2 separate regions of the Mus musculus genome follow, and region 2 is linked to region 1. A link is a loop called in an ENCODE intact Hi-C map of the cell type or tissue named here. Cell type or tissue: left cerebral cortex. All regions are shown on one strand. Links, peaks and the distances in the headings refer to the core of each region. The heading gives the core; the rest is flanking DNA. Region 1 overlaps Cfap20 (cilia and flagella associated protein 20). Region 2 holds the start of Gins3 (GINS complex subunit 3 (Psf3 homolog)).

Region 1 (5,377 bases), core at 106-5,105:
AATAATTAGGCTCTCAAGTCTACTATCGCTAAAAGGCAACTGTTGCCACTTATCCAACATTGTTTCAAATCATGGCCTCAGTCCTAACACTTCCGAAAAGCTCTCCATCCAGAGTCAACAAGAGGTCTTCCCAGCTCAGAAAGGCAGCCAGAACTCACAGAAGGAAGTGCCTTTCTGACCTTCTCTAGGTTTACAGCTTACAAGTCTTACCCACTAAGTCCTTACGAAGGGAACAATGGCTTCCACAGCATGCAGAGGCCAACAGAGGGCGCTAGAATGCACTCTAGCATTCCTAGGTCTCTCCTCAGCCTGATTTGTTAGTGAATTACCATTTCCCCCTTTCAAGGCCCCTTTCAAAGGGTGGAAACACAAACAAGCTGGAAAAATGGAGTGGGGTGCAGATGATGATCCGGGACGTGAACACTCAAGGACAGGAGGCTTCCCAAAGCCTGCTCTGGGAGAAGGGAGTGGTTTCCACCCCTCCCCTCTAGAAATGACTACATTAAATTACACAGGCAGCCCGGCTGTGGTAGTACATGGGTGGGAACCTAGCACTTGCAAACTAGGATGGTCTCAGTATGTTTTGAGGCTAGCCTAGCGTACATAGCAAATGTAAGGCTAGCCAGTGCTATATAGTAATCCCGTCTCCAACAAAAACAAAACAAAACTAAACAAAACAAAACAGATGCAGGCTAACACTGCCTTTCAGGAAGTAACCCCATCCTCCGGGAAGCTTCTTGCAAACACATGTGGTAAGATGCATGTCCCCAGAAAGAGTTAACTTCCTTTCCTCGGCCCAGAGTTCACTGAGCAGACCTGGCCTTGGATGAAGATAAAATGCGGTCGATGCATTTAGTGCTCAAGGTTTCACTTTACTTCTTCCTCTAATTAGCTTATGACTAATTCTTTCATGATATATGCTCACCAGCAGAGTGTGGCCATGAACATTTTCTTGCTTTACTATCCTTTCACTAATATTTAAAATCATGGGCTGAAGCAATTAAGAGCACTGGCTGCTCTGGCAGAGGAGCCCAGGTTTGGTCCTACCACTCATATGTGGCTCCTAACCATATTACTAGAGTTCTGGGGATCTGATGTGCTCTTCCAGTCTCTGCAGGCACCTGCACTCACTTGGTAAGCAAAAAGGCAACCAAGTACGTACACATGACCATGCACACGCACACACACAGGCACACAGGCACACACACACACACACACACACACACACACACACACACACACACACCCCTCAGTCTTTAAAGTTAGTGTGATGAAGGTACACTGCTGGATGTCTGCGGTGTGCTTCCAGAGAAGTTTATGAGAAAAGACCCACCCTGAATGTGGGTGGTATCCATCCATCTTCTGTTCTGACTCATCACTGAATAAAAAGGAGAAAAGATAGGGGCCAGAGAGATGGCTCAGTAGTTAAGACCTGTTCTTCCAGAGGACCTGGGTTCAATTCCCAGCACCCACATGGCAGCTCACAACTATGAGTAACTCTGGTTTCAAGGGATCTGGCACCCTCACACAGATATCCATGCAGGCAAACACCAAATGGACATAATCAATGGACAAAAAAAAAGGTAAATAAACCAATGGACATAAAATAAAGATAAGTAAAAAAGTAATGCAAGATTAGTGTCAGATTTCTCTGCTCATTGATTCCTGGTCTTCATAGATGACCCAGTTGTCTGTCCCTGTTACCATGAACTTGGCCATATCTTTCTCCCTACTCCTACTATCTCCTCCAAGAGCCAAATAACTTCCTTACCTTAAGTTGTTCTGCCACAGCAGCAAAAACAGCAACAAAATTAATATCAGCATGCAAAGTAGCAGGCTTAACAGGCACAGTGGCTGCACTTAGGAGACTGAGGCAGGAAGATTGCTTGTCTGTGGCTACCTTAGGCTTTTTAACTTCAGATATGCCTGGGCTACATTGTAAGACTGAGTTTGGATCCTCAGCACCCACATAAGAGCTGGGGAAGGCAATCACACTGCCTATAACCCCAGCACTGTGAGGTGGGGCTAGGCAGACAGGCAGATCTGGGTTCAATGGCTAACCAGCTTTTGCCTACCTCCAGCCTCCACAAGCAAACACGTCAGCACATACACTCCACACATATGCATGCACACAACTACCCAGAAGTACTCAAAAAAGGAAAAGATGAGTGGATTTCATAATGACATGCAAATGCCATCATCTTGTATTCTTAGTCCTCCCTGTGAACCTTGACCCCTGCTATCCTACACATTAAGTATGTGGGGGCTTTTGAACCCAAGTTACTGGCAATTAGAGATGAGAATGATCCCCAGTATTACAGACACCAAAGGAGCAAACCTTAAGCTCATCTCACAGTGTTCTCCCAGGCTTTTCATGGTTGCTGGGCAACTAATAAAGAACACTGATTTCCCTCTCAGTGTGAGCCCCAGGGAGGAGGGTCAGGATGAGGGAAAAATAATACTACAGGGATCGGGAGGAAGCTGGCCAATCTCCACAGTTCTACAGAGTGATTCAAAAATAACACATTAGCTGTACCAGTCCCACTCGGCCCCCCTCCCCCACTTTCATTTTCTGGCTCCACTCACTCATTCTGCAGCGGAACCCTCAGCTATCTGGCATGTCCTCTTAATGACACATGTCCCAATTTACATTAAGCCCCTAAAGCTGTCTACTGCAGTAGGAAAGTCTGCCCAGGGCCAGGGGCCTGGCTCTGAGTCAGAAAACAGGCAGAGGGAGCCCTCTGTGGGAGACTGGTCAAAGCTCAGGCTCAAGGGACTTTGGGCTACTTACCCAGCTGACAGTAACTCCAGACATCTGCAAATGGTCCGTCCCTTCAGTTACCCTGGGCACCACAGTGTCTTTCTCTTTCTTTGTGCTCTGCTTTCCTTCCTTCTTTCTCTCTTGCCCTCGCTCACTTTCTTTTTTGTTTTTGTTTTTGTTTGTTTGGTTGGTTTTTTTTTTTTTTTTGGTTTTTTTTCAAGACAGGCTTTCTCTGTGTAGCCCTGTCTGGAACTCACTTTGTAGACCAGGCTGGCCTCGAACTCAGAAATCTGCCTGCTTCTGCCTCCCAAGCCTCGATCACTTTCTTTCTCCCTCTTTCTTTTGATTCTTGGTTTCTCTGTGTAACCCTGGCTGTCCCAGAACTCACACCGTAGACCAGGATGGCTTCACATTCACAGAGATCTACCTGGCTACTAGGATTAAATGTGTGTACGAGCACCACCTTGCTCACAGTGTTTCTTGAAAGGGCACAAGTAAATGAAGCTCACTGCTTTCATCCTGTTACAGTAAAAGTTATCAACCATAGAAATAAAGACCACGCCTGGGAAAGTGAAAATCATTTTACTCTTTCTATCCAAAGGCACTCAATTCCATTCCTGGAGGCCAGACAGACTTAGTACACATCAGCAAGGTTTATCAATTTAAAAGTCAGGGTCTAGGGTCAGCAAAGTGGCTCAGTAGATAAACCTTACTGCAGCTAAGTCTGCTGTCCTGAGTTCAATTCTTGGACCCACGTGGTGAAAGGAAAGAACTGACTCCTACAACTTGTCCTTTGACTTCTATGGACACAGGCAAGAAGATATGCCTGTGTGTGAGTGTACACACACACACACACCAAAAATGTAGTGACTTTTTTTTTTAAATTCTGGAGAGGGTCTTTATTCTTCCTTAAAATAAGAAATGGGGACCCAGTCATTATGACTACTTAACAAGATCAACAAAAGACTCTGATACAGTCACATTCCATGGAGAAACATTAGCAGCTGGGAGGGAGGAGGAGAGAGCAGCACTCACAAATCAGCCCAATGGGCTTCTAGTAGCAACACAAGCCAGTGCCGTGGGCAGCCAGTGCCATGGGCTCCCAGTGCCATGGGCAGCCAGCGCCATGGGCTCCCAGTGCCATGGGCAGCCAGTGCCATGGGCAGCCAGTGCCATGGGCTCCCAGTGCCATGGGCAGCCAGTGCCATGGGCAGCCAGTGCCATGGGCAGCCAGTGCCATGGGCAGCCAGTGCCATGGGCAGCCAGTGCCATGGGCAGCCAGTGCCATGGGCTCCCAGTGCCATGGGCAGCCAGTGCCATGGGCAGCCAGTGCCATGGGCAGCCAGTGCCATGGGCTCCCAGTGCCATGGGCAGCCAGTGCCATGGGCTCCCAGTGCCATGGGCAGCCAGTGCCATGGGCAGCCAGTGCCATGGGCAGCCAGCGCCATGGGCTCCCAGTGCAGCAGCAAAGCCGACTGACACTCACGCAGTGCAGTGCAGGAGGAGCAACATTCTTCGTTTTATTTCTGTTTTGAGACAGTACATCATTAAGTCACCCTAGCTAGGATTTGCTATTATGTTCACCAGGCTAGACTCAGACTCCCAGAGACTCATCTAATTAAAGTTGTACCCATCCAGCCCTAACATTCTTAATAAAGGTAGTCGGATCTGTTGGTTCCAGAAGTAAAGGGACATTAAAGAACCTGTTGATTTTTTTCTAAGCTCTTGGTCTGAAAGCCAACAAAGATCTGTCTCAGCTCTTAACTAAGTCCCAGTGTGGGGACAGGAGGATGAAGAGGCTGGGAGCTGATAAAATGACCCTGTGGGGTCAAGGCAAGCATCAGAGGCACTGCTACCTCTGCTCTGTGACCAAAGACCAAGGAAGATGTGGGTGAAGGCCAGGAGCACCAAGTGCGTGCGGGAGGTTTTGCGTGCAGAGCGCTTCATGGCCTCCATGCAGCAGGAGCCTGTCTCTAAGGAGGGAGTGGAACCGGTGAGTGAGCCTGGACAACTAGTTAGTCTCAGCGCTGCCTCAGTGCCACATTAGAGGTTTAGGAGAGGAAAAGCCAAAGGACAATGACTACATCACCTTAATTTCAGAAGCCTAAGCAGATGCTACACCTAATCTTTCAAGATCGTTTTTCATAGAAACCAAATAGGCATTTTCTCTGTGCACAAACGCAAAAGTCAGAATAGTAAATACTTGTGATATCAAAATAAGGACTCAAAATAATCATCCCAGTCAGTGTGTAGTGCCTCCTGGCAAAGGGCCAAGGCACAGGTTGGTAATGTAGACAGCCCTGTCGCCCCTACCCTACAACCAGACTCTGACCTTATTACAGCTTTGCCTTAGTTCCCAGGAGAAGGGTGATTTTCTTTGTACAAGGCCTATCACTCAGATGTTGCTCAATAAATCATTGATAAACATGACCAACTCCAGTGTTTCCTTGACTGGACTGCATCCCCAGTTACTGAGATCGCTTAACTGAGGAAAAGCCTGAATACAATAAAGCTGATGTGGATAGGCCTAAACTTCTTCTTTTTCTCTTGCCCCCTCTTGCCTCAGTTGGAGAAAACTTCTCCCTTAAACACTAGTTTGTCAAATCCAAACAAGAG
Region 2 (5,377 bases), core at 196-5,195, 200 kb after region 1:
TTAAAAACCAAGAGCATCCGATTTCATCTGGATCCCTTTAGTATTAACATGGTGTTTTATTTAGAGCCAATATTCTGATCCCTGCACAAAAGTGATACCTTTTTTTTTATCATGTTAACTCATTAAGTCTTTTTATTATTTCTACCCAAAAGTAGCTTACTGTCCTCAGCAGCAAATGACCCATATTGCTCTTAGTTACCTGAATTAATATTTCTACCCTAAACTCTATTATTGTCATATCTCCCTCTCAGCAGAAAAGTATACATTATCACTATCAGTTATGTTTACTTAATTTTTCAGTGTTATATTGTTTGCATGCAGTATGCATGTGTGTATGTGTGTAGACATGTGCGTGTGCGTGTGTGCACATGTATCCCATGCAGAGGGGGTTCCTTTAGGTGACAGGGAACCCAACCACAAAAAGAGAAAAGAATGAAAACCCAGTGCAGATTGACCTCCATCAACCTGGACCAGACCTCGGGGAGTCTGATGCAGACAGTTCATTGCCAGCATATTTTAAATAGTACAGTTTGGGAAAAGCTTCCAGTCAGTCCAATTCCTGGTGCACAATAAAGGTTAAGGTGTGACCACATAGAAACTCCTTTACAAAGTACATGTGACCACGAGGGTGGGGTTCATATCTGATAGGCCTAGAATCTAGTGTGGTCTCTGACCAAGACATCATAGAGGTCAGCAGGTCATAATGTACATGTGACATCTTCTGTCAGGATGGGTAATGGTCTAGGAGGGCAGAGTCTGGGATAATCATCCTGGGGAATTTGGGGGAGGTCTGCCTCTATAGCAAAAGGGGTGAGGTCTGCCTCCACAGACCGCAAAAAGGTCACCAGGTCATTAACAAGATCCACTCTCAGCTTTCTGGATGGAATGCAGGCATTTGATCTTTATCTCTTCCATTTGATCTCTTATCCTACAAAATATCAGCACTTAGCCCAGTGTGCCTCAAATGGCCTTACAACACATTAACATATGGTTGGGCAAAGTCATCTAACACAAGGCCTAATTTATAACAAAACATGAAACATCTCGTGGTATTTATTGAACACTGTATTGAGAATTACAGCATGGTTATATGAATAAGCTTTTGTTAACACTGTAAAGTAAAAGATTGTGAGTCGAACCATTGTGAATTGGGTAGCAGCAGTATATAAGAACTGGGTACATGCAGAAAATTGCCAGTAGTTACAGGACATGCCTAGCTCACACCCTGGGTCTGCTTCTGACCCGCTCTTGTCAACAAGCACATTAGTCATAATTGTTTTAGAGATAAGGCCTTGCCCTATAACCTGGTCTTGTTTCGACCCTGAGATCCTGTTGCCTTGGCTTCCCCAGTCCAGGGATTCTAGGCATGTGCCAGCATGCTTGACATTATTGCAACTTTTTAAAGTAGCTGTCTGGAATAAAATGTCTTAAACTGACTAGAGCAATGGTTGTTAAAAGAAGAGGAATAAAAAGTAAAGAAAGTGGTGTAAATACTTCAAGCATTCATGTGATACAAGTGTTTTTGGCAAGAAAAAGCAAGTGACTATTGCTTAGCATATGTAAAGTTCTAGTCCATATTTAGAAGGCTATTGCTTAAATGTAGTGAATTATGTAAATACATTAACAAATTATTTCATTCAAAACTAAAAAGGAATACAAAAGATGAAAGGCATGCTCGCCCCCTTTCCTGTGTTGCTCACAAACCACTACCTCAGGAATGCCCTCCTACAGTAGGTAAATTCGGTAGCAAATCTCGCAACAATCTGCCTCAACCTGTATTCATGTATGTACCGCCAAATCTAGGACCAAGCAACCAAGCAACCGTGGTCTTTCCTTTGTTCTCAGGTACTCTACCTGTGATCGCATTTGATATAGGAGCTCCCGCTTGCAGAGTGGCTGTGAAAAGACTAGGAAACTGGTCTAGTTTCCTCTTTCAGGAACCCAAACTGATCACCACACGAGGACTTTGCCAGTTGACAGTAGAGCAAGGCCCTGAACTTCAGATCTTCCAGCCATATATAAATCTACCACTCCATCTAGACTCCCACCCCACCTGAACCTACACCCGGCCAAAATACTACAAATAATTTGTAACTTAGCACACAGTTAAACATTTGGACTAGTGCTTGCGTTTTAGTTTCTTCTGTTGTTTTCAAAGACAATAATTAACCTACCAGTGAAAATGCAATAAAAGCGGGATTAATGAGGGCTGGAATACATAGTGTAAAATGATATTACTTGAATCCCCAAAGATGTTTTTAAATTCTATGTGTGTATTTAAAGGCTGCATGAACACAGTTCCGTTAGTACAGACACATGCTGTCCCTTCAATGATGTTCAAGCTTCATATACCTTCCCCAGCCTAGTCTACAAGCTGCAGGAGGACTTCCGGCCGACTCATCCAGGGCTTCCGCATTGGGCGGGGACACTGGACCCAATCTGTGACCTTATTGATTGCTTTTGCCTGAGCGGCCGCAGGCTCGCCGAAATCGACTGCTCGGGTCTGGCGAGTGCGGCGCGGGAAAGCGAGTTTGAAGCCGGCCCTAGTTCGCTGAGGTGGCGCGCCCTCCTCATCCCTGACTGTGCTGCGAGCTGCCATGTCCGAGGCGTATTTCCCAGTGGAGTCGGGCGCTCTGGGGCCGGAGGAGAACTTCCTGTCTTTGGACGACATCCTGATGTCGCAGGAGAAGCTGCCGGTGCGGGTCGAGACGCCCATGCCGCGCCTGGGAGCCTTCTTCCTGGAGCGGGGCGCGGGCTCCGAGCCGGACCATCCGCTCCCTCAGGTGAGGCGAGCCCGGCCGGGGCAGAGGTTTCCAAGATCTGGAGGCGGTGGGAGTCCTCGGGGGTCCCGGGAAGCTGCACAGCACTCGGAGGACTCTCCCGCCACCGATCTTAGTCTTCAAACTTTCCAAAGTCATTGGCTTTGGCTCCAGCCCATCATCTCAGGGTCTCTTGGTTCTATTCATGGTTTCCATAAAACTTATTTGAAGTTTCGAAGTCTGGGAACTGCAGATTGTCATGCGCACTCGGCACAATTATGACAGTGTCTGCAGCCTGTTTCCGAGGACCGACTGTCCATCAGGGGATGGGAGTCTGTGATGGGGGGATAAATTGTCATCTTCTCGCTTAGGCAATTCTACAAAGAGTGAGTACCTCAGCCAGGGTTCCACAGTAAGTCCGTGCTGGCTTAACCAAGGCAGTCCTCGGTAAAAGGTTGCTCATAACAATTTTCAGTGTCGCACTGAAAAATGGCAACTGCAGCTTCCCGTATTAAGCCTTTTGCCCTCCCATAAACCTAACAAAAGCTGGGTTAACAAAGCCAGGGTCCTCCAGTAAATGGTGAACTGGGATTCGAACCTTGGACTCTATGGCTTCAAGTACGAGTTTGTCCCAAGAGCGTAACTTGCAATGGTTACTTTCATTTCCCGTTAGGTCCTTTAAGTTTTGTTTGGAAGGGTATCAATTTTGTCTCTGTCTATTTCTAGGTACTTTTTCTCAAAGTAAAACACCACATTTTTACTTTTTCAACAACAGAAAGGCTCATTTTTGCTCCCTGGGCTGCTTCTCAACCTCACAGTCCTTTGTAAGTCGACTCTTCAGAGTCGACCGCCATGTTTTTGAAGAATATTCCAGGACTGGGGGTGAATCCTGGAGCGTTTCACATGCCAGGCAAGCATGCTACCACAGAGTTCTACCCCAAATGTCAACTTATTGGCTCCCCATTGTCATAGAGAAAGATTTAGGAGTCTTTTGTTTTTGTTTTTTTAATGTTTTTGAGACAGAGTTTCTCTGTGTAGCCTTGGCTGACATAAACTGGCTCTGTATACCAAGCTGGCCTCAGACTCAGCAATCCTTTTGCCTCTGCCTCCCTGATGCTGGGATTAAAGGTGTGTGTCACCACTGTATGGCTAGGATTTAGTTGAGCTCTTACACTCTACTGAACAAGATATCCTGCCGAGTTTGGGTCTTTTTTTCTTTTTCTTTTTTCCTTTTCTTTTTCTTTCTTTTTTCTTTTTTTGGTTTTTCGAGACAGGGTTTCTCTGTATAGTCCTGGCTGTCCTGGAACTCACTTTGTAGACCAGGTTGGCCTTGAACTCAGAAATCCGCCTGCCTCTGCCTCCCTCTGCCTCTGCTGGGATTAAAGGTGTGCGCCACCACGCCCGGCTGGGTCTTATTTTCTTAATTTACCTAATATTCTAGTCTAGCATCTTTAAAAAAAAAAGAATTAAAGAATAATTTTTAGCTATTATATTTCTCTGGGTTCTTCTTAGCTATCGTCAGGCTTTTTTGTTGTGGTTGTATCTAATGACAGTTTTCTGGCTATGATAACAGATAAGGTTTGCTTGATATTTTACTCATGATCAAACTGGTTTATTGGTTTGGGAGAGATCACAGGGGTCAGGTTCCATTTTTACTGCATCACACCAACTTAGTGTTGTCGACTCTGTGGTAGATTCTGATCACCAGGCTGAGGTAGTGTTTGTTATGTTTGCCATACTCCTTGGAAGTTATTATATATAGCCACTCTGAAGGAGCAGGCTGTCTTGCTCCAGTTTGAGAGATAGTGTCTACACAAAGTATTTGGAATTCCTCTGCAGCACAGAATTAGGTTTGAAGATTTTTTTTATGACATCTAATTTCACTCATCGATATAAGACTTCATACTTTGTTTCTTATGTTGATTTTGATATGTGCCTTGAACTCTGTTCTCCTGCCACATTATATGCCCCTGCACCTGCCTTAGTCTTTCTTTATAGGCAGAGTGAGCTGGGCCGTGTGCTCCAGTTGTGTAATACCGGCTACTTTAGAGGCTGAGGCAGGGAACTGTAAGTTCCACCATCACCTGTTTCCTAAGTTGTCTTATTGTTTAGTTCTGCAATTTTCCATTTGCTATTTTTAGTTTACATTAAAGTCAGTGCCTAATTACTCTGCTACTTAGTTTTAAGTACCTGGCTTCCTACCTTCTAATACCTTGGCCACTCAAGTCCTGGCCTCCTGGCAACCTTGGGCTGTTTATTTCCAGCCCTGGGATGTTTGTGGACTGCTCTACCTCTCTACCCCTAAAAGTTGCCCCTCCCTCTACAATAGTTCTCCCTTTGAGATGAAAAATTTCCATGGCTTCCTTTAATCCAGTTGTTTTTGTATATGAAAATATTTATTCTAATTGGATGTATCAGTGTGTGTCTGTATAGATGTATGTACATCGGTGCAGATGCCTATAGAGGCCAGAGGAGTCACATCCCCCTGGAGCTGTAGTTAGAGGCAACTGTGAGCTGCCCGATGTGGATGCTAGAAATTGAACTCTCCATCTCTGTAAGAGCAGGATGTGCTGAGCCATCTTCCATGTCCCCTTTTGTACCTTTTTATAGATTTTATA

What was found. Peaks named below come from ENCODE experiments on the same cell type or tissue, not always from the same donor. Only the 100,000 strongest peaks of a DNase experiment are listed, where the experiment ranks them.
Region 2: it touches region 1 in a loop (2.6-fold over the local background); 2 of 42 quality-filtered maps call a loop at or near these places.

Annotation. Positions count from the first base shown.
Region 1 is chr8:95,427,536-95,432,912 of GRCm38, forward strand. All of the region lies in intron 1 of Cfap20 (cilia and flagella associated protein 20), which reads right to left. Among named protein-coding and RNA genes, the nearest start is that of Cfap20, 4.6 kb to the right of the region's middle. RefSeq lists an enhancer at 1-779. In left cerebral cortex, for the core only: CTCF peaks have their summits at 268 (motif pointing right) and 2,747; DNase peaks (open chromatin) are centred at 255 and 2,587; H3K4me3 peaks cover 230 bases; H3K27ac peaks cover 985 bases.
Region 2 is chr8:95,631,001-95,636,377 of GRCm38, forward strand. Gins3 (GINS complex subunit 3 (Psf3 homolog)) reads left to right here and starts at 2,559. Exons shown (of 3, transcript NM_030198.3): 1 at 2,559-2,783. The coding sequence starts at 2,598. In left cerebral cortex, for the core only: a CTCF peak has its summit at 2,518; a DNase peak (open chromatin) is centred at 2,455; H3K4me3 peaks cover 1,426 bases.